Linked DNA regions of Mus musculus: all the other regions are linked to region 3. Evidence: chromatin loops called from intact Hi-C (ENCODE). Cell type or tissue: left cerebral cortex. All regions are shown on one strand.

The links. Hi-C counts contacts between places; a loop is a spot of excess contacts. Peaks named below come from ENCODE experiments on the same cell type or tissue, not always from the same donor. Only the 100,000 strongest peaks of a DNase experiment are listed, where the experiment ranks them.
Region 1: it touches region 3 in a loop (4-fold over the local background); 12 of 42 quality-filtered maps call a loop at or near these places.
Region 2: it touches region 3 in a loop (6-fold over the local background); 15 of 42 quality-filtered maps call a loop at or near these places.

What each region holds. Positions count from the first base shown.
Region 1 is chr15:12,791,508-12,799,507 of GRCm38, reverse strand. Gm41274 (a long non-coding RNA gene) reads right to left here and starts at 984. Exons shown (of 3, transcript XR_875048.2): 1 at 847-984. In left cerebral cortex, a CTCF peak has its summit at 3,918 (motif pointing right); DNase peaks (open chromatin) are centred at 1,261, 3,237, 3,922 and 5,501; H3K27ac peaks cover 2,107 bases.
Region 2 is chr15:12,581,368-12,589,367 of GRCm38, reverse strand. The region is part of intron 3 of Pdzd2 (PDZ domain containing 2); the gene reads left to right. Among named protein-coding and RNA genes, the nearest start is that of Gm41273, 66 kb to the left of the region's middle. In left cerebral cortex, a CTCF peak has its summit at 3,039 (motif pointing left); DNase peaks (open chromatin) are centred at 580, 2,101 and 3,024.
Region 3 is chr15:12,735,316-12,743,315 of GRCm38, reverse strand. Pdzd2 (PDZ domain containing 2) reads left to right here and starts at 3,424. Exons shown (of 26, transcript NM_001081064.2): 1 at 3,424-3,699. In left cerebral cortex, a CTCF peak has its summit at 3,145; DNase peaks (open chromatin) are centred at 1,849, 3,267, 3,924 and 4,850; H3K4me3 peaks cover 3,086 bases; H3K27ac peaks cover 1,273 bases.

The sequences.
Region 1 (8,000 bases), 56 kb before region 3:
CTAAAGCCAGAACCACATGAACACACAGGTACTTTGACTACCTGCTGTGGATGGATCCCTTTCAGAATGGTAACCTTTAGTCTATTAGTACTATTGTGTGTTACAAGTATATGATTTGCCTTTTGATTTTACAGGGTGGGGGATTACAGTTAGTCCTTAAGTCTCAAAAGAAACTTTTAAACTATACTGAGACTATGAGAGACTACAGGAACTTCTGAAGTTGAACCAAATGCCTTTTACATTATGATATGGTCATGAGCCTATGGTGGCCAGGGAGTAGAATGTGGTGGTGTGAATGAGAATGGCCCCCACAGGCATATATATTTGAATACTGGCCCCCAGTTGGTAGAACTGTTTGGGGAGGATTGGGAGGTGTGGCCTTGGAGGATGTCACTGGGATCAGATACATACACACACACCTACATACTCACACAGACAACCTCTAGCTTACACATATACACAAATATACACTCACACAGATAACCTATAGCTTACACACACACTCAAACACACACATGTCCACATGCATACAACACACACACATACCATATACACATATACATGTTATTTTTTAGAGTAATAACCACAACACAATAACACCAGAACTCAAGGTATAATCTAATAACCGCTCCTCATTCAAATGCGTTCTCAGGAGCTTCTGTTAGAGGCATTTCAGTGCCACGGTTCAGCAGACAGCAGTGGGTGCAGTTTGACCCGCTGGCAGTCCTGGCTGCATCATCTGGAGTCACTTTCAGGACATTTCACGACTCAGACGAAGTTAGGTTTCCTGACTTAGACCATGGGACAACACACCTCAGGGCAAGTCAACACAAAGCATTAACAAACCTGCAGTTTAGTTATCACCTGTCTCTCCCTCCCTTTTGGTCTCATACAGTACAAGCTGTCCTTGAACTCCTGTCTCTGTCTCCTGAGGACTTGCATTGTGACTACACAGCACCATCACACTCAGCTCTGACAGAAGGTTTTCAGAGCCAAGTCCTGTGATCCTAAGTCTCATTTAGGAGGAGACAGGGTGACACAGGCCATCGTGAACCACACATAGGATCTGGCCAGGCTGAGCTACACAATAAGACCTTGACTTAAAAGAACAGGAAGGAAAGAAGAGAGGGAGGAAGAAGGAAAGAGAAGATTTGGGTTTAAGCAGAGGCATTAAGAAAGCAGAAGAGAACAACACAAGGAAAGGACAGTAGAACACACCCTACTGTGGGCTTTGGTTCCTCGAGGGAACATAGCATTCTTAAGAATAGCTATATATACAGTTTTTGGTGACTATCCAAGTTACATGATTCAAAGCCTTTAAAAGATTAAGTAAGAACATCCTGTTATAGTTATTTCTATCTAAGGAACTCGTCTTTAATGAGCCGCGAGCTCATGGTGGCTCTTAGGTATTATTCTGTTCGGGATAACAGCCTGCTCTGATAAAGCCTGTCACAAAAGGTGCCGACAAGGTAAAACCAACCACTGTATTTGTGATGTTCTGGAAAGGCAGAGAAACACTAAGGAAAACCCAAGGCCTTCATCTTGTTGGTTTTCCTTGGATGTTTTATTAGCACACGCTGTCGACATTCAGAGAAAAAAGGATGCTGTGTTTTATAAATGCTAACCAAGGAGGACCCTGTTTATCATCCACAATACGAAGGGCACTGAGAAACAAGCCATTAGAATCTAGGGGATGCGGACAGGAAATGTGACTATGTGATAAGGCAATGCTTGTCTGGAACGCAGGACACCGTGGTTTTTGGTTTTTTGTTTTTCCAGACAGGGTTTCTCTGTGTAGCCCTGGCTGTCCTGGAACTCACTCTGTAGACCAGGCTGGCCTCAAACTCTGAAATCCACCTGCCACTGCCTCCCAAGTGCTGGGATTAAAGGCGTGTGCCACCACTGCCCAGCTTGACATCCTGGTTTTGATCACCAGCACCAATAAGCAAATAAATGTCTAGTGGATGTCATGTGGCCACACTGCCCTGGCTGGCCAATGCGGGCCTTCTCCTGGCACCAGTGAAGAATCAAGAATCAACACAGATTTGTTTCATTCCCCTCTTTCTGTAACCCCGTTAACTTTTTAAAAAGTTCTTATGAGTTTAATTCCTACCAATGTGTAAATAAAACCATGTCCCTGGTAAACAAGACTCTCTATTTAACTTGAGAGATGGAGGCAGGAGAATCAGGAGTTCAAGGCCATGCACCTCAGCTACAGAAGACCGGATCTCAAAAAAAAAAGACAACAAAAATCATACATGTTTTCTATGTTATAAAGCAGTATTTGGTCTCATATGCCCACTTCGTTGTTTTTTGTTTTTGTTTTGGTTTTGGTTTTGGTTTGGGTTGTTTTGTTTGTTATTTTTTGTTTTTGGGTTTTTGTTGTTGTTGTTGTTGGTTTGGTTTGGTTTGGTTTTTATACATAATGTTTCTCTGTGTAGCCCGGGCTGTCCTGGGACTCACTCTGTAGACCAGGCTGACCTCATACTCAGAGATCCACCTGCCTCTGCCTCCTGAGAGCTGGGATTACAAGTGTGCGCTCCACTGCCTGGCCAGCACTACTTTTATATTCAGTGAGTTTTCTAGTTAAGATCAATAGTGTGTATTTGGGGGGACTTGGGGGAATTCTAAACACTTAGTAAACACTTTTAGACATGGTGACAGAGATCTTTCTTTTTCTCTTCATTAGTTCCACGTCACAAACAAGGGCACAGAAAGTCAGACTTACTGGCTACCATCTGACTGAATATAAGTAGCATGTGTATTCCCAGAAAAAAATTAATAGATTCTTCGGAAGGCAAAATAATGCTGTTTGCCCCAAAGAGGATATGTTAGTTTATCAAACCTATAAACGGGCTGTGCTATACGGCTGGGGAGGACTGAGGTTGCAGGTAGAGAGCTGAGACAGGAGCATACGGCTGGGGATGCGATACGGCTGGGGAGGACTGAGGTTGCAGGTAGAGAGCTGAGACAGGAGCATATCCTGGTGATGGGCCCAGGGTAATCAGAAGATCCTTGTAAGGGGACGGGGACACAGTGTCAGAACGCTGCACCCCGAGGATGATCCCACTCCCCACGACGGCCCTGCAAACTGTGAAGGGACCACCAGGCAACACAGGCGCAAACTTCAAACCTCGCAAACTTCCGCCAGGCTCTGAGAAGGAATGTGGGTCCTGCTGATACTTTAATTTTAGCCCGCTGAGGTCTATTTCAAATGCATGATTCAAATGCAGGATTATGAAACCGCCTGGGTTGTCTTTAAACTACCAAGCCTGTGATAATTTATGGCAGCAGTGTGGGGACTCAGCAAATGCCTCCGCCAAGCGGTGCTGAGCACTTTGAACTAAGGGAAATTGGAAGGCCTAAGAAGAATTAAGGTCCCTTGTTGTTTCCTTCCCTGACAGTGCAGGGAGAAGCTTTGCTCTGCAGTTCCCTTATCTCCCGATCCGCAGGTCCAACAACAACAAAAAAGCCACACAGTTACCTTCAATCCTCTTACTGAAATTTCATTAACCAAAGAAGATTAAATTCATCAGAGGAAGAGACTGGGGAAAAAAAATCAAATACCACATGTAGAGCCCAGTGACCTTTGACCCAAGCCTTTGACTGTGTGTTTTGTAGGCCATTCAATTCTCCTTTTTAAAAATGTGCTACCCCCTCTACAGCATCCCTCAATTCTCCTCTCCCCTATAAAGCCAGCTACATTGATGTGTGAATCTTACTAAGGTGGTGGCTTCCTGCAAAGCCCTGGTGAGTGTAAGTACACACACCTTTTTCTTTCATCTGTTGATAATTTTTCAGCCAATGGAAAGACTAGGACCCTAGAGAAGTAAGAGAGATTCCTTCCTTCTGTCCTTTAACGGCAATAGTAAATTAACTTAGTACCTTTGCAAATGGCACTACTTCACTGTGTAATTGAGGAGTTTGGACACAAGGTGGCAGTAGACTACCGGATTAAGTAAAGACACAATTTCCTGTTGCTATGGAGGCCAGGTATGTGTGTGTGTGTGTGTGTGTGTGTGTGTGTGTGTGTGTGTGTGTGTGTGTGTGTGTGTGTGTGTGTGTTTGTGTGTGTGTGTGTGTGTGTGTGTGTGTGTGTGTGTGTGTGATGAGTAAAAGAGGTTCCTAGTAAAAATTTGACTCTTCTCTAATTTACCCTTCAGATCTTTCCAGTGCTGTTGGAACTAACAGCAGTCTTGATGAATTTTCCTTTTTTTGGAAATAGTCTGCTGGGCTGATGAATTGAACCTAGGGTTTTGCCAAGATAGGGCTCTACCACTAAGCCACATCCCCAATACTTACTTTTTTGAGGCAGGATCTCTATGTAACCCTCTTGGCTATTGATCTCTGGGACTCTATAACCCAGGATTGTATTCCTTCAGCCTCAGCATCCCTAATAGCCAGAGTTTACAGACCGGAACACCAGCTCCATCTTGAACTCACTATGAAGCTCCAGCTGCCTCCAACTTGAGATTCTCCAGTCGCTGGGACTATAGGCTTGCACCACCACATATCACTCACACTTTAAAACTGATTTTTTTTTTTTTTTGGCAATATTGTTTTATATCCAAATGATGAATTGCGAGTGAACGAAATCACAAGAATATGTGTCACAACTGTAGAACGTTCTGTTTCTAGCGCCTTGAATGCTGATGGCAGCCCATAGCAGATGCCCAATAAATAATTGAATAAAAGAACATCTTGTGCCCGATTTGCATGTATAAAGTGTTGGTTAGGCCTCTTTTCATGCTAACCTGGATAATCTGCAACGTGAAGTGAAATCCCTTTTCCGGGACTTTCAAACGTAGCACTCACTATTCAGGGAGTACTTGTTCGTTGAAGTGGGCTTGCAATGCATTCTTGGTACTAGACACAAAAAAACGAGCCCTTTCTTGCTCTTCAGAGCCTGCTGTGCCCTCTATCTAGGTGTATCCAGTTTTAATGCAACATCCCACAAGCTTTCTGTGCCTCTCTCTCATGTGGGAGTTATTTGTAGGGATCTTGTGGTCAGTGCAGCAGTGGGCCAGAAGTCAAACGCCTGAGGACATAAAGGGCCCTGCATTGTTCAGTGTCCCCTGTGCATACTTTGGGTGCACTGTGCTAACTGCTTCCTCAGGATGAGAGGGACAGGGACCTCTGAGGCCCTCTCCTGCCTCCTGACAAGCCCTCCACGTCAGAGGAGAAAGCAGCGGTAGCAGTGGTAAGACCTCTTTCCTCTATTTTTCATAGCTAAACTGGAACTCCCTATAATAAAAGAAAGATGAACAGGAGAGAAGCAGGCATGTTTATTAACTTAAATCCCTTATACCTCCCGTATATGTGGAAGAAAAAAAGTCTTTAGAGTAGATCTTTTTTTTTTTTTTAGAAAAAGCATTTAACCGTCAGGCCTAAATACTATCAGACTTTGAAACAAAGACTAGAATAAAGGATGACCCAGTTAAGACGGCACGGCCTGGAAAAGCGTCCTAGAACAGATGTACGTTGTTATGTGAATTTAGGTCCTTCTTTTCTTCACTGTGAGGGGGTCAAGCCCAGGCCTTGCATGGGGGGGGGGGTGAGCCCTCCCTCAGGCACACACACACCCAACCCCGCTGCCCCCCCACTCCTTTCTTCCAGGTGCAGAAAAGACACTTTACAAGGGAAACCTCTTTGAGAAACATAACTTTCTCTTACAGATGAGTCGGTCTCCATGTTACTGAGGGCAAACCCAAGTTCACCTTCTAGCTTCTCTGCCTTTCAGTGACTTAAAGGTCCCTAAGCCTGGAGCTGAGCGGGGCAGCCCATGGCTAGTTCCCCACTCGCTTCATTATGGGTGACGTTTCTGGCCTGTGGCTGAAGCCAACAGGTACCCAGGTTGGTTTCCAGGGACCTGAGCACTGTTGTTACTGAGAGCCTCGACTCCATTTGGGCCTGCAGATTCTGAAGGGTTACCAGAACAAGATAAGGCTTAGCATCTGTCTTCATATGGTGTCCATCGCCTTCACTGCCTCTGTCATTTATGAGGCTCTCTTTAGTTCTGCATATGGAGGTGGATTATTTGGTAAGTGTTTTGTTCAGAACTCTAACGCATAATCAGCAGACTTGCCTTGCCTCTCCCTCATGGGGTTTCCTTAAAGGCTTAAGAAACCTATCAGGCTCTATCGGCCACCTATCACATGACTATAGAATATCCTGAGACTCCAGATACCCTAAAAACTCCCATTCTTTCCTCTTCTCCCTTTTTGTTTTGTTTTATAGTTACTTGTGTATGGCGATACAAGATAATCACTTCCCATCGATTGTGGCGGTGCATGACTGAGATCCCAACACTTGGGAGGGGGAGACAGGAAGATTAGAAAGGAGTTCAAGGCCATCCATGTTCAACTACATCTCAAGTTCAAGGCTAGCCTGGGACACTGGACAAGGCTAGCCTGGGACACTGGAGTCGCTGCCCCAAGAAACTGAAAAAGAAAATTTAATTTCCTGTAGAGAAGGTGTGCGTTATCCTTTTATGTATTTGCAAGAGTCAGGCAATAATGGCAACAATGGAAACACTTCTGGAAAGAGGGGAAGGAAGAAGGATTAAGATAGCAGATATGCTGATCTTAGTGCTCTCAGCCAGGCCGTCTCTGACGTTCTCTAACTAAGCGACTTTCTTCCAGAAGGGATGCTCTGCCATGAGCTCCCTCCTTGTCATGTCACTAGCTGAAGAACCGTCTCACAGGAAAGAGGACTTACATTCTATGATATGTATACTCTGGTTTTTATGTTGTGTTGTGTTGTGTTGTGTTGTTGCTATTGTTGTTGTGTTTGAGATGAGGTCTTATGGAGTCCATGCTGGTCTCAGATTTGTGCTATCGTCAAGACTAGTCTTGAATTTGAGTTCTGCTTCAGCTTCCCCATCGCTGGGGTTACAGGTGTGTATCCCCTGCTTACCGAGGGGGAGACCAAGGTGCCTGCCTTAAAGAGTGGCAAATCACTCTCTTTTGAAGGAAAAAAATTACAAATTGCCTGCAAATCCCTTCCTTATCTTTTAAAAAGTAAAAACACATTGCTTTTGGATCTCATCCTAGTTTGCTATTCCAGGGGTTTGCAGACAGAAACCAGGTGGCCGCCTGTCTGCGAGATGGATACATGTGCCTCATGATTTACCACGATTGCACCTGCACCGGGATTTCTCCGGAAGTCCCAGACCCCTGTTCTTCTCTGGTACCGTCTCCTCCGAGAAACACTTCCATTTTTTTCCTGCAGTGCAAAGCAGGATTTAAGCTCCAACCACCTGGCCTTTGGGGCTTCTTCCTATTTTGTGTGACTCCAATGTGCAAGCACATAAACACGTGTGCATGCCTGTCTAGACCCACAGGCTCAACTCTCAAAGCTTTGGAGGACAGAATACAAGTTCTTGTCATTCTACAGCGGGGAGGGACTCTCTTTGCATTGGTCTCATACGTCAGATGTGAAAATAACTATTGCTGATTTCTTAATACTCAAATATGCATGCTTACGTATGTTAACCCAGAAAAAAGAAAGAAAGAAAGAAAAAGAAACGAGATTAGTTTTTTTTTTTTTTTTTTTGTAGAATTTCTGTCTGCAAACCCTTGGAATAAAAACTAGGATGAGATCCAAAAGCAATGTGTTTTGACTTTTTAAAAGATAAGGAAGGGATTTGAAGGCAACTTGTAATTTTTTTCCTTCCAAAGAGAGTGATTTGCCACTGTTTAATTTGATAAAATTCTTTATGCTTCAAACACAGACTCGGCTTTAAATATTAACACACTTCAAAAAGTGGGATGAAACCATCGAGCTTTCATGAATTAATTATCACAGTTTGAAAACTCGAATTTTACAAAGTATATCACAAAGTGAAGGCTGGCTTTTCCAAATCTTCTCTGCTTTCTGGTATTAACTCATGGTTAAATAAAATTTTATTTACATTAATGTGTGTGGCAATGTAAACTTGGAAGGTTCCTGTTTCTTGGTATTATACAATTCCAACTGTACATTTTTTTTCTTTGCATTCA
Region 2 (8,000 bases), 150 kb after region 3:
ATTCAAAATTGTTTTATGTGATATTATAGGTTGAGTTGTATCCCCTTCTCCAAACTCATATGTTGAAATCCTAACTTCCATTGCTTCAGAATACAAGCTTGTTCAGAAGTAAAACCATTGCACATGTAGTTAAGATGAGGTCATACTGAAGTCTGGGTGGATAATGCAGTGTGATTGTTGTCCTTATCAAAAGCTAATTTGGACTCCAACACAGAGGGAAAATGACATGTCAAGACAAGTTATGCTGTCACATGCCAAAGAACTACCAGGAGAGAGGACTGAAGCAGCTTTGTCCACAGCACCAGGGAAACCTGGCTCTGCTAACCTCTTGATCTTATACCCCTAGTCTCTAGAGCTGTGAGATTATAAGTTTCTGTTTCCTGAGCCATTCAGTTTGTGGTAGTTTATTACAACACCCTTAGAGAGCTAACACAAGCAGTACGTTGACTTTCACCATCTTCTGTGAAACTCTGATAACTTTAAAGAACTGTGTGTGTGGGTTTAGGAGGATGCTTCAATGGTTGCCTGTGTGGAGTGTGGGAGGAACAGGTGCAAAATGTAGATGATGAGGTCATGGTTGCTTATTTCAGAATTACACGCACAGCCATGAGTGGGTTTGACAGCCCTCTTGTATAGAACCACACATCCGTAGAACCCAGGTCTGTAGGAGCCTCCTCCACAGCTAGTGCTCTTATGGTCCACAGTGTGCTTCAGGTGCCCCAAGAAGTTTCTGAGGGATGACAGCTTCTTCCTTCTGTGAACTTCAGAGAACATTCTGGAAGAATGAAGACTATCAGTCACATGTGATGTCACATTCCCCGCCCCTTAAAGACAAAGCTGGTAATTACATGGCAGAAGCCTCTGTTTATAAAATTCTTGGCTACCATTCTGGAAAAGATGGGATTTTTCAAAATGTTCCGAAATGTTACTTCTGTTTGGTGCAGGAAGAAATGGGGAAGGTTTTTAGATTAGTTCCTACAAGGAATATTCTGTAACCCTAGTCACCCCCTCCACTAGCTCTCTATAAGTAAACCAGATCTGTTCCCTGGAGACAGATTATTCCAAATTGGTAACAAAATGTGGAATTAATTAAGATGGAGCCCATATACCCCGACAAGAACAAATGGACTTTTCTGAAACGTAAAGAGGCCCACGTTTCGTTTTTAAAATGTTTTTGTTTTCAGAATGTGGGCTTTGGAAATTTTTATAGGTTAATAAATGTGAACATAGCACAGTCCAGAGGACACAGGCCTTCTAAGGAGTCAGGGCGACTTCCAGAAGCCTTGTGACTGTTCCCTTGGCATGGGAGGCTGACTCTGTTTTCCTAATAAGAGCTGCTTGGTGGGTGAGAGAAGATGATTTATCGACACGGTGACTATGTAGCTGGCACAAGGAAGATACCCAGTCCAGAGGATCTTTTAGCATCTCGCCCATCCAGCCTTGGGCAACCTGAACCCACAGCACAAGTCACAACAGAGAATAGGCCTTTGAGTTGGAACGAAAGAACCTCAAACCCTGCCAGCTCCTCAGACACAAGAGATGATAGTGACAGGACAGTGGTCCCCTTTATCCATGGACAGTCCCTTACCCTGTACTGATGGGCTATATTTATGGCAAAATTTAGTATGTATTAAATATAGCGAAAGGTTAGCCACCATAAGTAATATTTAAATAGGACGATCATAACAGATTACTGTAAGTTATGTGGATGTGCTTTCTCTCTCAAAATATCTCGCTGTCCTGAAGGTTTTTGACCTTTTTGACCACAAGTAATTGAAACCTTGGATTAGCAGTGAGCTATTTTACTGTGTAGCTTCAATGGTCTGGGTGCTGGCCACTTAAGTCAAAGACACATACAGGCATAGGGTCTTAAGTGCTCCAGCCACGATAGTGCCAATGTGTTCCTGGAGTATGAGGAGTCTGTACGATCCCAGAAGAAAATCTCACTGGGCAGATATAGGCCAGACATACTCAAGGTGACTGGCCAAATGGCACAGAGACACGCCATGCAATAAAGAGTAGCTGAGTATCAGCCCTAGCCAGCAGCAGCCTTCAATCCCCTCTGCCTCCAAATCATGTGTAAAAATAAATTTAGGGTTGGTACAATCTTAGACTGGTTACCCATGGCAACCTTGAGTTCTGTCTGGATTAAAGCAGATTTAGGCAGAGTGTCAAGAGGGTATGAGAAGGTGTTACTTGGAGAAATGACTGCAGGTGGTGATGTAGTAGGAGACAGAGAGAAAGGAAGATTCTCCAATTATAGCTTTATAATATGGTCCCTGGGGCCGCTTAGCACAGGGTCTTGTCTCCCTGCATGTGTGCCCAGAGGCACCTAGTACTCCATGCAAGACTATATATATAGTCTATAGGTGGTGACCTAGAGATATTAACGAAAGGTTAAATTTTACTCAGCATGCTCTCTAAGAAGATTTCCATTGCAGAAAGTTAAAAGGAAAACAAATTTCAGCATTTACAATTCAATTATCTGGAAAATTGGCCACGTGGAACAGCCCATTCCCCTAAGGATGTAGGCTGAAAGAAACAGCCCATGACCCACATGGTACCCAGCTCCATTCTTTTCAGCCTGCTGCCTTCTCGTGCAAGTTCTTTTCATGGCTTGGTTTCTGGAATCTCTTCCAGCTCATTCAAGTCCTACTTTCTGGTATCACGGAAGAAACTAAGACTCGGGGGAGTTCTTTCCTGAGGTCATCTATCTTCCCAGAGATCAAGTTTATGCCTTTGACTCAGAGTCAATAACTTTTTTTTTTCAAACCCATAAATAATAACAAATGGCATTGGATAGTTTTCTATATCCTGTAGTTTGTGATCAAAACAAATAGAAAGTTAAGTTTCTCTACATTTCATACAAAAGCAGGGGTCACACCCTAAAAACCTCCCGTCTCATAGGTGTAGCTTGTAGCAACTTGGTGACAAGAGTCATTGCTGCTGTTGGAAAGAAGCACGGAGCTTGCTTTCCCTAGATTTCTAAGTGCCACCAGGCCAAGGCAGTGGAGAATCTGAGAGCCGTCGTCTGCCATCTTGTGGTTGAAATCAAGCACTGTGAGAGAGTGTGCTGGAGCTGTCTGTCCCCCAGCTGGGTGTGCTTCACAGCTGTGCTCTTCAGGCTGAGGTCTCTGCTGAGTCGCCCCTCCTGAACCATACTGAGTCACCAAAATGTGCTGTTTCCCCAACTTTCATTCCTGCCCTTCCCCCCAGTTCCCACAGAAGACGAGACAGTGATTGCATGACCCACCCTGCTGGGCTCTTCAAGATGAATAAAGGAGTCCCCAGAGTCTTTAACGCCAGCTTCTAGTTTCTCTGTCCTGAAACTCACTCTGTAGACCAGGCTAGCCACAGACTCAGCCTGTCTCTGCTCTTGAATGCTGGGATTAAAGGTGTGCCACTACTGCCTAGACCAGAAATTTCTTTTAAGGTAAATCAGGTAACCAAGTCTCTAGCGTTATAGTGACTAATCGAGTGAGTTCTTAGAAAAAGCTGGCCGTGTCTGTAAACACTTATCAACAGGCATTTATTGAGTGACATTTCAGGGTCCACTGTTTTTGGCTTTTGAGACAGGCCCATGCTGATCACAAACTCACTATATAGCAGCAGAGGCTGACCTCTAACTTCAGACACTCTTGCTTCTGCCTCCTGAGTGCTGGAGTCACAGGCATGTACTGCCAGGCCTGCTCGATGTGATGCTGGGGCCTGAACCCAGGCTTTCATGCCTGCTTCATCCCCAGCCCTGGGTCCACTTGCTTTTGGGACGGAAGAGATGATATGAGATGGGAGACTTTCTCTGATACAGTGCTCTATCCTGTGATATGACACTTCGTCCAGACGCCCGTGATGCACTGCTCAATGCAGACACCCGTGATATGGCCCTCCATCCTGATGCCAGTAACACAACATTTCATCCAGCCATCCATGACACAGCGCTCTATCCAGACATCCATGACGCAGCGCTCCATCCAGACGCCTGTGACGCAGCGCACCATGCAGATGCCTGTGACGCAGCCCACCATGCAGACGCCTGTGACGCAGCGCACCATGCAGATGTGCTTCCTTTCCTTCCAACCACCTGCTTCGCTGATACCTGACTTGGAACTGAATGCCGGTGCGGCCATACACTCCCACCCAGGAAGAGGAAACCCCCAATGCCTCACTTCAGATACCCACTTCTAAACTGTTAGAAGTACTTCTAGGAATTGCTGTCACTAGGAAGCATAAGGAGGGAGGCATCTGGCGTGATTAAAGTACTACTGTCTGACTTCATACCCTCCCCCGTGGGCATTTCTGAGTCTTTTGCAGGAAGGCTGACTTCTGCTTCACCTTTCTTACTTGAGTATTGAACGCGTTTGAGCATTTCTGTTCTCTCATGTTTGGGTACTAAATGTCCCCAAGTGATTTTCAATTTTTCTTTCACAAGAGGGTCTTTGAAATCCAAGCTTTGGTGCCTGGATTACCTCTTACCCTCTCTTAGAGACTTCTGAAGGGAGGCAAGACACCTCACAGCCTGGCTTTCACAGAAATAGAAAGCCAAGGCTCTATCTTTCCTTGTTCACTTTGTGTAGCTTTGAGAAGGGCCAGTATTGTAAGGACCCATGTGTATACAATTTAAACTACAACCAGTCAGGCATGGTGGCACACACCTTTAATCCCAGAATTTGGGAGGCAGAAGTAGGTGAATCCCTGATTTTGAGAACAGCCTGGTCTACAGAGTGAGTTCCAGGACAGCTGATAGCCTCAAAAACAATTTGAGGCTGTATCCCAGTGGTAGCTCACTTTCCTGGCATTCATCAAGACCCCAGATCCAACTCCCTACCACTGTAAAAACAAATAAAATAAAACAAAACATATGTTATATAGTTACATGGATTTTGAATGTGATCTTCCTCCAAAGATTTTGACTATGCGAGTTTGACTTATGTTACTTAAATATTTAAAAAAACAAACAAACAAAAACCATGACTACTGGTGACTTTTTGGGTGGCCCTAATACTGTTGAAAATAATGGAGTGTGGGGAAGTGGGGTTCTCCAAGACTCAGATGAATAGTCAAGGCCTGCCGTGATGGCCTAATCCTCCATCTCCCCTAACAGGGGGATCGTGGTCTTTCCTTTGCATCATCTCCAGAACTTAAACTTTTTTCTCCCCCCCCCATCCCCCTTTGAGGAGGGGAAGGAGATGAAGGAGGCTGAGCTCTTTCCACGGCTTGGGTAACCGTTCAGTCAGCCCTTCCTTGAGCTGGGTATGAGGTTAGACAGGATGAAAGGAATCGATATTTATTAGAAAAGCCTTGGCCTTTGCCAACACAGGTGTCTACTCACAAAAGCTCTGAAAGGACAGCTGTGAGGGAGCAGATGGGAAAGAGATATCCCTAAAGACTCAACCCATATAAAACCAATCTCTGTCAAACCTGAGGGCGAGTCACGGCAGTCCAGATATGCACTCCTGAAAAGTCCTGCCTGATGCTTGAAGAATGATCAGAGATGGACCAGCCCAAGACAGACAAGATACCTTGAAGGAATAAACACACAAACAAGCAAACACTTAGTGTCTTTGGCGACCCTGTCCTTGTGAGCTCCCTTGAATGAATTCAAAGGTTAAAAAAGAGGATAGAGTTTACTGTAGGGCAAAGCTCATTCTCAAGGGATAATGTGGCTCTCCTGAGATACATTTCAAACAGGCTTTATATTATTAAATAACTTATTTATGTTTGAGAAAGGGTCTGGCTATGTAGTCCCTGCTGGTCTAGAACTCACGATTTAGGCAAGACTAGCCTTGAACTCACAGAGATCCACTTGCTGTTTTCCTCCCAAATGTTGGGATTGAAAGCAAACACCACCACAACTAGCCATTATTATTATTGTTCTTATTAATTTAATTTTATCATTCATACCAGATATTTTAAGCATATTCTCTCCCTACCCCATCTCCTCCTAGACTGTCACCAGCAGCTTTTCTGAGGGACTTTGTGCTGCTCAGGTTGCGACAGGCCTGTTTAGATTGTCTCTCGCAGAGGAAACAATAGCGTGGCATTATTCTTTATCAAAGGCCTCCTGCTTTATGATAGTTGTGTAAGGCTCAGGACTCCAGGAGCCCCAATAGATAGTTATCCATTAATGACCTCCTGGGCATGCAGGTCAGAATGTCCCTCCTCCTTCCAGGACCACAAAGAGGACTCTGCTCTCAATTCTTCTCAGGTCATTCAAGGCCTGCTGTTCTAGTCCTTTGTTTTACAAGCTGTGGACTCTCAGGGAGGGGTCCAGCCCCAATATCCTCCAAGACTTCTAGTATCTAACTATCTGTCTAACAGAGAGGTTCACCTGTGCATCAATCAAATTAATATGTGGAGGATGCATTATTTATTTATTTATTTTTTAAAAAGACAGACTTCACTATGTTACTCTGTCTAGCCTGAAACAATCTACAGACATAAACCTGAACTGGCAGAAATCCACCTGCCTCTGCTTCCAAGTGCTAGGATTAAAGGCATGCATCACATTGCCCTACAAGGATTTATTTTTAATTTGTATTTATGTATCTGTATGTATATGTGCTGTGTGTGTGCAGGTACCAGAAAGGCCAGAAGAGGGTGTTGCCCATGGAGCTGGAGTTGCAAGTGGTTGTAAGCTGCCTGGCATGGAGTCCTTGGCACCAAACTTGGGTTCTCTGGAAGTGTGGCAACTACTCTTAACCACTGAACCATCTCCCAGGGGAGCTTTATTTTTTATTTTTTTCACTGAGAGTCTTGTTTATTTATTTTAGAATAGCTGTTCTCAACCTGTGAGTCAAAACCCCCTTGGGAGTGGCATATCAGATATTCTGCATGTCAGATATTTACATCATGATTCACAACAATAGGAAAATAACAGTTATGAAGTAGCAATGATGTTATTTTATGGTAGGGGCTCACCACAACATGAGGAGCTGTACTAAATGGTAGCAGCATCAGGAAAATTGAGGAGCACTGTTTTAGGACAGCATATTGGCAATATTACTAACTCATTCCTAGAATACCCAGTCCTTCCCTAGGTCAGGGCTTTTTATTCATTTCAGCAGCAGCATTGAGACAGGATTTAAAGACCAGAACAACCTTGACCCCGCTACCCTGATTCCGCTTAGTTAATGCTTTTCTGCTGGCCTGATCTGTCTTCTTCTGCAGTGTATGCATCTCCAACTTCCTTTCTCAACACCGTTTGCATCAGAAAGATCTTCATGCTCACATTGAGCTATTGAGACAGAAATAGACGTACGTCAAGGGAGAAGCCTCCTGGATCCAAACCCTATTCTCTCGTCGCTATGACCAGCCAGAGTCCCGCTCTTACCGTCCTTGGGCTGTCTTTCCAAGAATTCTTGAAGAGGGTAGAGAGATGGCTCCAGAGCTAAGAGCTCTGGCTGTTCTTCCAGAAGACCTATGTTCGATTCCCAGCATCCCCAAGGTAGCTCACAACTGTATGTAACTCTGGTTCCAGGGGATCTGATGCCCTCACACTCTCTCCCTTAAAAACCTGCCTGAGAGCAGCTGGAAAGATGACTCTAGTTGAGAGCACATGTCACTCTTCCAGAATTCAGTCCCCAGCGCCCATGTCAGATGACACACAAGCTTAGACTCCCAGCCTTCAGAGATTTCACACTTAATACTGGCGCCTGTGGGCTCCTGCACTAACACACACACACACACACCATTCTAGAGATGATTCCAATCAGACCATGCCCTTTGTTTTCCCCTCTTTAGTAACTATAACTGCGCTGAGGTTTTCTTAGTTCATTGACTTAAGCAGTCATTAGTTGCTAGGTGTTTTGTTGTTGTTGCTGTTGTTGTTGTTGTTGAATCTTTGCTATCTCAGCAAGTTCACAATCCATCTGCATTCACATGTCACTCACTGTGTACATACATGTAAGTGTATGTGCATGCGCACATCTGTAACTTGGGAGTTGGGTTTAGGAAGAGCCTGTGCTTGTGGCTAGATTATGTAGCAAGGCTGTGCCTCAAAA
Region 3 (8,000 bases):
GAACCCACAAGCAGTTGATTAAAGCTCCTTTTCCTCCCTGGAAATGAGCTTGGACGAGCAGAGGAGGAGGAGCAATGGAAAGTATTGAAGCATCCGGTGTCTCTTGCGGAAATAGGTGGAGAAGCAAACTGGCGGGTGGATTCTGCTTCCTAAGAAAGCTTGGAGACGGACCGAATGTCAGTGCAGTCTGAGGACTGCTCCTAAAGGACATGCCATTAGCCTGTCACCAATACGTGATGGCTGAGACAATAGGTTTCTTTCTCTGTTCATCATTATTACCTGCTGTCTTAGAGTCGCTATTGCTGTGACAGAACACCATGACCAAAGCAACTTGGGGAGGACAGGGTTTATTTGGCTTTATCATCGAAGGAAGTCAGGACAGGAACTCAAACATGGCAGGAACCTGGAGGCAGGAGTTGATGCAGAGGCCATGGAGGGATGTTGCTTACTGGCTTGCTTCCCTTGGCTTACTCAACCTGTTTCTTATAGAACTCAGGACCAGGAACTCAGGGATGGCACCACCTAAAGTGAACTAGGCCCTCCCCCATTAATCTGATCTTATGGAGGCATTTTCTCAACTGGAGCTCCCTTCTTTCAGATAACTCTAACTTGTGTCAAGTTGACGTGAAACTAGCCAGCACACCAGAGTCTTTAGTTTTTCTGCACCCTACTTCCTCTTTCACACCACGCACATTTTGAACAATAAATTAAAGTGGCAACCTAGATAGACATACTAATCTGTGACTCAATATTTGACAAGAGGGCAGAGAGGATTTACATTTTGATCTTCAAACACCGGCACTGAAATGACTTCACTTGCCAGTTTTCAAATTGACAAGACTGCAAGGGCAAAACAAAATCTCCATGCATTTGATTGGACCTCATATGAGTTGAACTACTGTTGACGGAGGAACAAGAACTCTTGAAAACGTTCCTGAAAGATAGCAGATGAAAACTGATTGGAACCAGAAGCATTTTAATCAGGTCAGCAGGGCAGTGCCTGGATGAGGCAGATAACAAAAGCACCCAACTGTATATATTATGTGTAGCATGACTCACACATATATTTAATAATTCGCCCACCTTTATGCATGTGCCTCTCTCCTCTCTCTCTCTCTCTCTCTCTCTCTCTCTCTCTCTCTCTCTCTCTCTCTGTGTGTGTGTGTGTGTGTGTGTGTGTGTGTGTATGTGACATTGCAAACCTGTGGAGGCCAGTAGACAACCTGAAGTGTTAGTTTCCACCTTCCACCTTGTCTACAAGCTCTCTTTGTTGTTACTGTTTACTGTTCCTACACTAGGAAGGGGTCCAAGCTTCTTAGGATTCCCCTAGACCGTGCTTCTAATCTCACTGAAGGCACGCTTGGATTAATAATGCACTACCACGCCTGGCTTTAGTTGGGGTCCGGAGATTCAAACCCAGATCCTTACGATTGCATGGCAAGTGAGTCGTCTCCCCAACACACTAGTAGTAGCTCGCTTTGCTTTTGTTCGTGTTTTAGAGAGGCTGGCTATTTGACTGGACACCATGATGCACTGAACTTTAGAAACATCCTAAGATCTGTTTTTTGCTTCCACGTACTCCCAGCTCCTCAACTTAGCACACCTGGGAAGGGCTCTGTTGTCATGAATGAAGTGCTACTTTTGTAGCAGATGAGGAGGAAGAGGGCACCTGATGCTTGTGTTGTGAGGGATCTCAGTAGAGCCTGGAAAGGGAGAGTGTCCTTCTGACAAAAGAAACACTCTTCTTGTTGGAGCACAGAGCGGGCTGGAAGGACTGGAACCGGCTGAGTGAGAGGGAGCAATGAGAACCTTTGGAGTGGTGACCATTTGCATATTCAGTTGCGAGCTGGATGCATAGCAGCGCTGTGCCAGGTGGGGAGTACAGAGGCTTAAAAGACACAGGTGGCCTCTTCATGGCTCCTGAGATTGGGAGGGGGTGGTGGCAGCTGAGCCTGGGATCGCTGAACAAACAGATAGCACTGCATAATTGTGGGAGGATTTTTAGTGGCATCCTAATAACACCTTTCTAGGCAATGGTGCCTATTTCATTGAACACCTCCTAAGCGCTACACAGAACAATCCACTGCTCCGTTCTGCATGGTAAGGGTTTTCTCTATAGACAGGAGGAGAAGCTTTCAGGCGGTGAAGACTGCCGTTTATAATACCCAGGCCTGGATTTGTATAGACATTGATCTCTGTGGATTGGGAATTATAAACGCCAAGGAAAAGCTGAATCCAAGAACCCCAACACTTGCTGAAAATACTATCTAGAAACGCCTTGGGTCTACTCTGGTCTCTGGTGCTGAGGGACACTCCATGAGGGCTGCAGGTGACGTAGCTGCTCTTCCAAGAGAGCAGCTCTTAATGCTTTGCTGGGCAAATCTAGAGCCTAGCCATGCTCCAACGTATCCTCACCTCCCTCAAAGCAAAAGATTTCCAATTACTGTTCTGCAGAAAATGTCAAAAGCATTATTCACCAACTCATGATCCCGAGGTTTGTAATTTTTCCTATGTTTTTACCCTTATCTGCCAGCACTTGAAAAAGACCAGCTTTTTCCTCTCAAGAGAGCTTAATTTGCAGAGCCGTGCGGTCTCCCTATTATGTTCTTATCGTCCTCTCCCTGTGGTAGGCAGAATGACAAGGATGACAAAAAAAAAAAAAAAAAAAAAAAGGGAACCAAAAATATTTGAAGACTTCCTGAAAATCTGTGGGATGAAGCATCCAAAAAGCTAGAGGCTCCCGTTTTCCCAGTGACCTGGAATAAAACGAAGGGCAGTTGGCCTTAGCTCTTGAGGTTCACTCAGAAGGAGGTTCACAACGTCCAAATCCTCCATCCTGGGGCCCATGGAATTTCCTCTAGCGGCTTAATTGAAGGATTAACAGCTCTGAGGTTCTTAAGACGCAAAGAGGTTCTCTCTCCCGAGGAATGCTCATACCAAGACTATATTAAGTATCCTAAGGACCAGAGGCCAGTGGATGGATGGTTGGCTTTTCTCCGGTCTCCCTGGGCCTCCCCACCCAATCTCTGATAAGGCAATTGACATTTTTCTCCGCTATGTGCTATGTTAAGTGCTATGCAAAAGGAAATTAAACCTCCTAGCTCTAGTTCTTCCACCTAGATGGCGCCCCAAGCCCTGCCTACATGGCGTTTCTGAGCCGCAGTCTCCCTGGATCGGTTCCTCCCAGGATCCCCAGGAAGCCGGCGCACTAGGACTGCTGTTTCCCTGGGAGAGCGGTCCTCCCCGCTCAGGGGCTTGCTCGGGGGAATCCCCGCCCACCTTGTCATTCCTGCAGGGGAATCCCCGCCCCCTGGGCCTGTCACTCCGGGAAGGTAGTTCCCGCCCCTCGGATCCAGCAGAGGGAAGGAATCCCCGCCCATTCTGGAGGCTCGGAGCATCCCTGCGCTGCGCAGCGAGAAGCTCACTCCCAGCGCCAGTGCGTACTAGCGGCGGGCAGTGGGACGCGGCGGGGCGGCTGCGGCGGGCGCCCTCCAAGCGCCCCACCGATCGCAAGACGCTCGGGATCGCGCCTCCGGCGGCAACCAGCAAACCCCTGCGGCGCGGCTTCTCCCGGCAGGCGCGGCAACAGCACCGGTGGTGGTGGTGGCAGGGGCGGCGGTAGCTGCGCCGGCACCGCCGGGCGGCGCCTGAGTCTGGACGCTCCAGGAGCGGCTCGAGCCTCCGCCGATCCGCGAACAGGTGAAGAGACCTGGCGCCGCAGCCGCGACGGGGGTGGGGCTTCGGGTGGGCTAGCGGGGTAGCTGAGCTCGATAACCCCAAGACGGTGTGCGCTGGAGAAAGTTCAGTGACAATCGGGTGTGGGGATCCCAGTTCAAGCAAAGAGGCGAGTGAGGGCACCCAAGTGGGTCCCCGCGTTAGGTGGCGCAAACTCCTCTTCCTTCTAGTGGGAGGTAAGAGGGGCACAGTGGAGGAGAGAGGTTGGGCGGAGCGAGATGGAGACAGCGGGATAACCGGAGGCGCCTTGCCTGGGACGCCTAAATCGGGCCAAGAATCCTTATCCCAGTGTGTTGGTTTGTCTCTCTACCTTAGCCAGTTACTGTTTTAAGGACCATCCTCCCGCGCTTCATCTCTCGCTAACCCCCCTGCCCACTAAGTGGCGCGAGAAAGAGTCCGCATGAAGAGCAAGGGCATCTTTGGGGGTTTAATGTCATCTGCCAGGGAGATAAGGGATGTTCCAGTAGGAAAGTATTTCTTCCTGAAGTCCCCCCCCCCAAAAAAAAAACCACCTGCCCGCCTTTCCCAATGAAGCACAAGACTGAATTGTGGTGGGGGGAGCATCTAGGACCCTGGACAGAAGTTTACCAGCGGCCCTTCAGCAGCCCTGCTCTCTGCATAGCTCTTGATAAGGGACCCTGGAGTCACACCAGGTCTGGCATGTGCTGGTGGCAAACACTGGAAAGTCGGACACTGGGGCATTCCAGAGTCCAGGCATATACTGGAGATTTGGGCATTGTGGAGGCCTGAGCTGGGGCTTGCCTCTTCCATGGGTTTTGCTTGACAAGTCACAATGAAGCTCCTGAAGGTTAAGTGGTTGTGGAGTGACCAAAGAAAGTGAGTTTCTCTTGCAGACACACCCCTGAATCTTCACAGCACTTCTCTTGGGGGGGGGGGGGGGGAGGAACCTCCCACATTCATCTCTGCTCCAGGCTTGGGCGATAGGGTCTCGACTGTTTCTACTGGGTCAGCTTTTTCTGGCCCGTGCCTTCTGGGTGGGAGCCAGGTAGGTACACGCTGGCAGGTGTGGTGTGGGAGGACTGCTTGTGAGGGCGGAATAAAATCTCTCAGAGCACACCCCTGGCTGTGGGTGGTTGTTCTAGCTCCATGAATTTCTTCTTCTATTTGGATGAGCCAGGAACTGCTGCTACTATAAAAGCTACACCGTGGTGTGAGCTTGTGTGGTGTGTTACCGGGTAGGAGTAGCAGGGCTGGTAGGTGTTGGGAAAAAAATCAGAACCATGTGAGGTATATAAATGCATCCCCTTGGCATAGTTAATAACCGCCTAGAAAAAGAAAAAGGATATTGAATGGCGCTTTACATCTATCATTGAAATTGATTTTGGATGCACTTACGGCAGTTTACTATTTAAGGAAACGTATGATAATTCCTCTATTCATTTCAATCATTTGGAGCACCTGTGGTTTGCTGGGTCTAGGGCTTCCAAGGGAAGTGCACAGAGTAAAGAGACTCTGTCCCTGCTGGCAAGCGTTTCAGTGTAGCAGGAGAGATGTCTCTTTATAGCGATGATACAAGCTAGAGCCCTCTGGCTTTAGAGTAAATTCTCTATGCTTAGTGGGTGAAGGAATGAAGGTATGATTAAATTGCTAAATTTAAGTAAGTTCCAAATAAAACATCTTAGGGGTATGGAGGAGAACAAAGCCCCCTTTTCACTGTGGGGATTGTGGAGCTTTGCGGGGGTCCACCTAGAGGAGGAAGTGTATGCAGAAAGGTTGATCCTGTCTTTGGATTCTTTCATGGCACCAGAGACTGAGCTTTGACCCACATGAATCTGGTTTTCCAGACAGTTGGGAAATAGTTGGGATTTTTGAACAAGGGTCTATCACAATCAGGTATTTGCTTCCGGGAAATTCTTGTGGAAAGAACTGAGACAGGGAGAGGAGAGACGTCGAGTCTAATGAGGAGATTCTTGCAGCGCGATGGTCGAGGAGGCAGTGAAGGTCTAAGCTAGTGGATGGCAGCTTGTGAGGAAGACAGAAAAGAGTCATCAACTGTGGGGCAGGGGTGGGATTCAGAGAGCAGAGACAAAGCCCACCTGCAGGCTCTGAGCACAAGTAGTTGAGCCAAGTTAGGGAGTTTGGGGTTTTAACATCTGACAAAGCAGCAATCTGGAGAAGTCCTTTCAGACTCTCTCTCTCTCTCTCTCTCTCTCTCTCTCTCTGTGTGTGTGTGTACATGTTGGTGAGTGTGAGTGAGTATGTGACGTGCCTCAGGTGTAGCAGTGAGAGGAGCATTCTGTGGAGTCAGTTTTCTCCTTTCATCACAGGTTCCAGGGGCTAAACTCAGGTGGACGGGCTTGCATAGCGAGAACCCTTACCAACTGAGCCACTGAGCCCAGCCTTCCTTTTCTCACTACTACTTGTAAAACTTGTCAAGGCTCTGGGGATGTATGGGGTAAGCTTCAAACTGCTGAGATTTCTCTCTTGCCACATTATTCAGCACACATACACGAGAGAGAGAGAGAGAGAGAGAGAGAGAGAGAGAGAGAGAGAGAGGCACACATAGAGAGATACACATAGACACACAAAGAACATACACACAGAGAGAGATACAGAGAGGGTCACATACACACACAAAGACACATACGCACACAAATGAAAGACATGCACAGAGACAGAGATAAAGAGAAACACACACACATAGACACACAAAGAACATACCGCACAGAAAGACACACACACACACAAAAGACACGCATACACACAAAGACACACACACAATGACACACACACACACATGAGTCAAGGAACAGTCTTTCCTTAGCTGCTATGGTATCTGCCTTTCAAAGCTGTTTTCCCTGAGTCCTGAAATATCCTTTCTTCTTTGATGATCCTGACAAACCTCTTCTTCATCAAGATCCATCTAGAGGGCCTCCTTTGTGACTCTGCCACCATCCCCTGGAAGACCCTCATAGTGTCATGATGCTTCCTTCTCTGACTGCTCTCTGCAGAGTCTGCTCATCAGGCTGCCCTGGATGTACCTCCAGGACCTCCCACAATAGACCTGGAACAGTGGCCTCAGGCTAGACAATAAAAGAATCCAGAAGAACTGCCCCAGGCTGAATGCACTCTGGGGTCTCTAAACCCTGAGTAGGAGCTCCAAGTGGGCCAGCAAAGGAATAACATAGATGCTCCTTTGACCTAGAGATCACATGAGCCTGGGTGAGTCATACCTTGGTGGAGGGGGCATCCCCATCTAAAGGTGGCCCAGGTCTGGGTACACCAATCATAAGGGAAAAATTTATCTCAAAGAAGAGGAGTCCACGAAAGATCACAGCCAAACCCAAGAGGAGGCTGAGTCTCTTAGAGCCTTTTTTTTCTGGCGTTAGCAGGGTCCACAGAGTGCCCAGTAGGACGCTGAGCACAGCTTGTTCCTGATGTAGGAAAAGCCTATGTCTGGGAAGCTGGAGCCCAAAGAAATGAAAAGGAAAGGCCACCAACAGAGACCAAGATAGCAGTCTAAAGCAGCGGTTCTCAACCCGTGAGTTGCAAACCCTGTGGGGGCTAAACAACCTTTCTACAAGGGTTGCCTAGGACCATCAGACAACACAGACATCTACAGTAAATTCATTAATAGTAGCAAAATTACAGTTCTGAAGTAACAACAAAAATAATTTTATAGTTGGAGGAGGGGGGGGTCACCACAACATGAGAAACTGTATTAAAGAGTTGTAGAGTTAGGAAGATTGAGAGCCACTGATCTACAGGATGGCCTCTGAGCCAGCTTGCAAAAGAAGAGCATGGTTGGAAGATAGTGAAAACGGGCCCAGCAAGTGCCAGTTGCTCTGAGGTGTGCTTGGAGCAGGAAGTGGTACTCAAGGAAGGTCTATGAAGGAATGGGTCCTTGTTTCCCCTCCCTAGGCATGTTTGGAAAGCAATAGGAAAATGGGAGAGAATGGAAAACCCCAAAAAAGGGGTGTTTGGGAAGGACAAGGCTGGAGACAATCAAGAACAAGGAAAGAAAATGGCTACCATCTGCACTGGAGAGAGAAGGCTGCTGTGCCCCAGCCAGGGGACTAGTGGAATCCATTGTCTGTGATGCAGGAGAGGTCTGCTGAGAGCTGCAGTGACACCTGGTTAGGCTTGGAAGGGAGGGACTGTGTGCTACCCCTGCTAGCCCTGGGGGGGTGAGCCTGGTTCTCTCTGAGGTAGCTAAGGAGGAAGTTGCCTGAATTGGAGGGGGCTTGGCTGGAATTTCAGCAATGCAGAGACCTCCACGTCATTGGAATTTTGGAGTAGCTCCT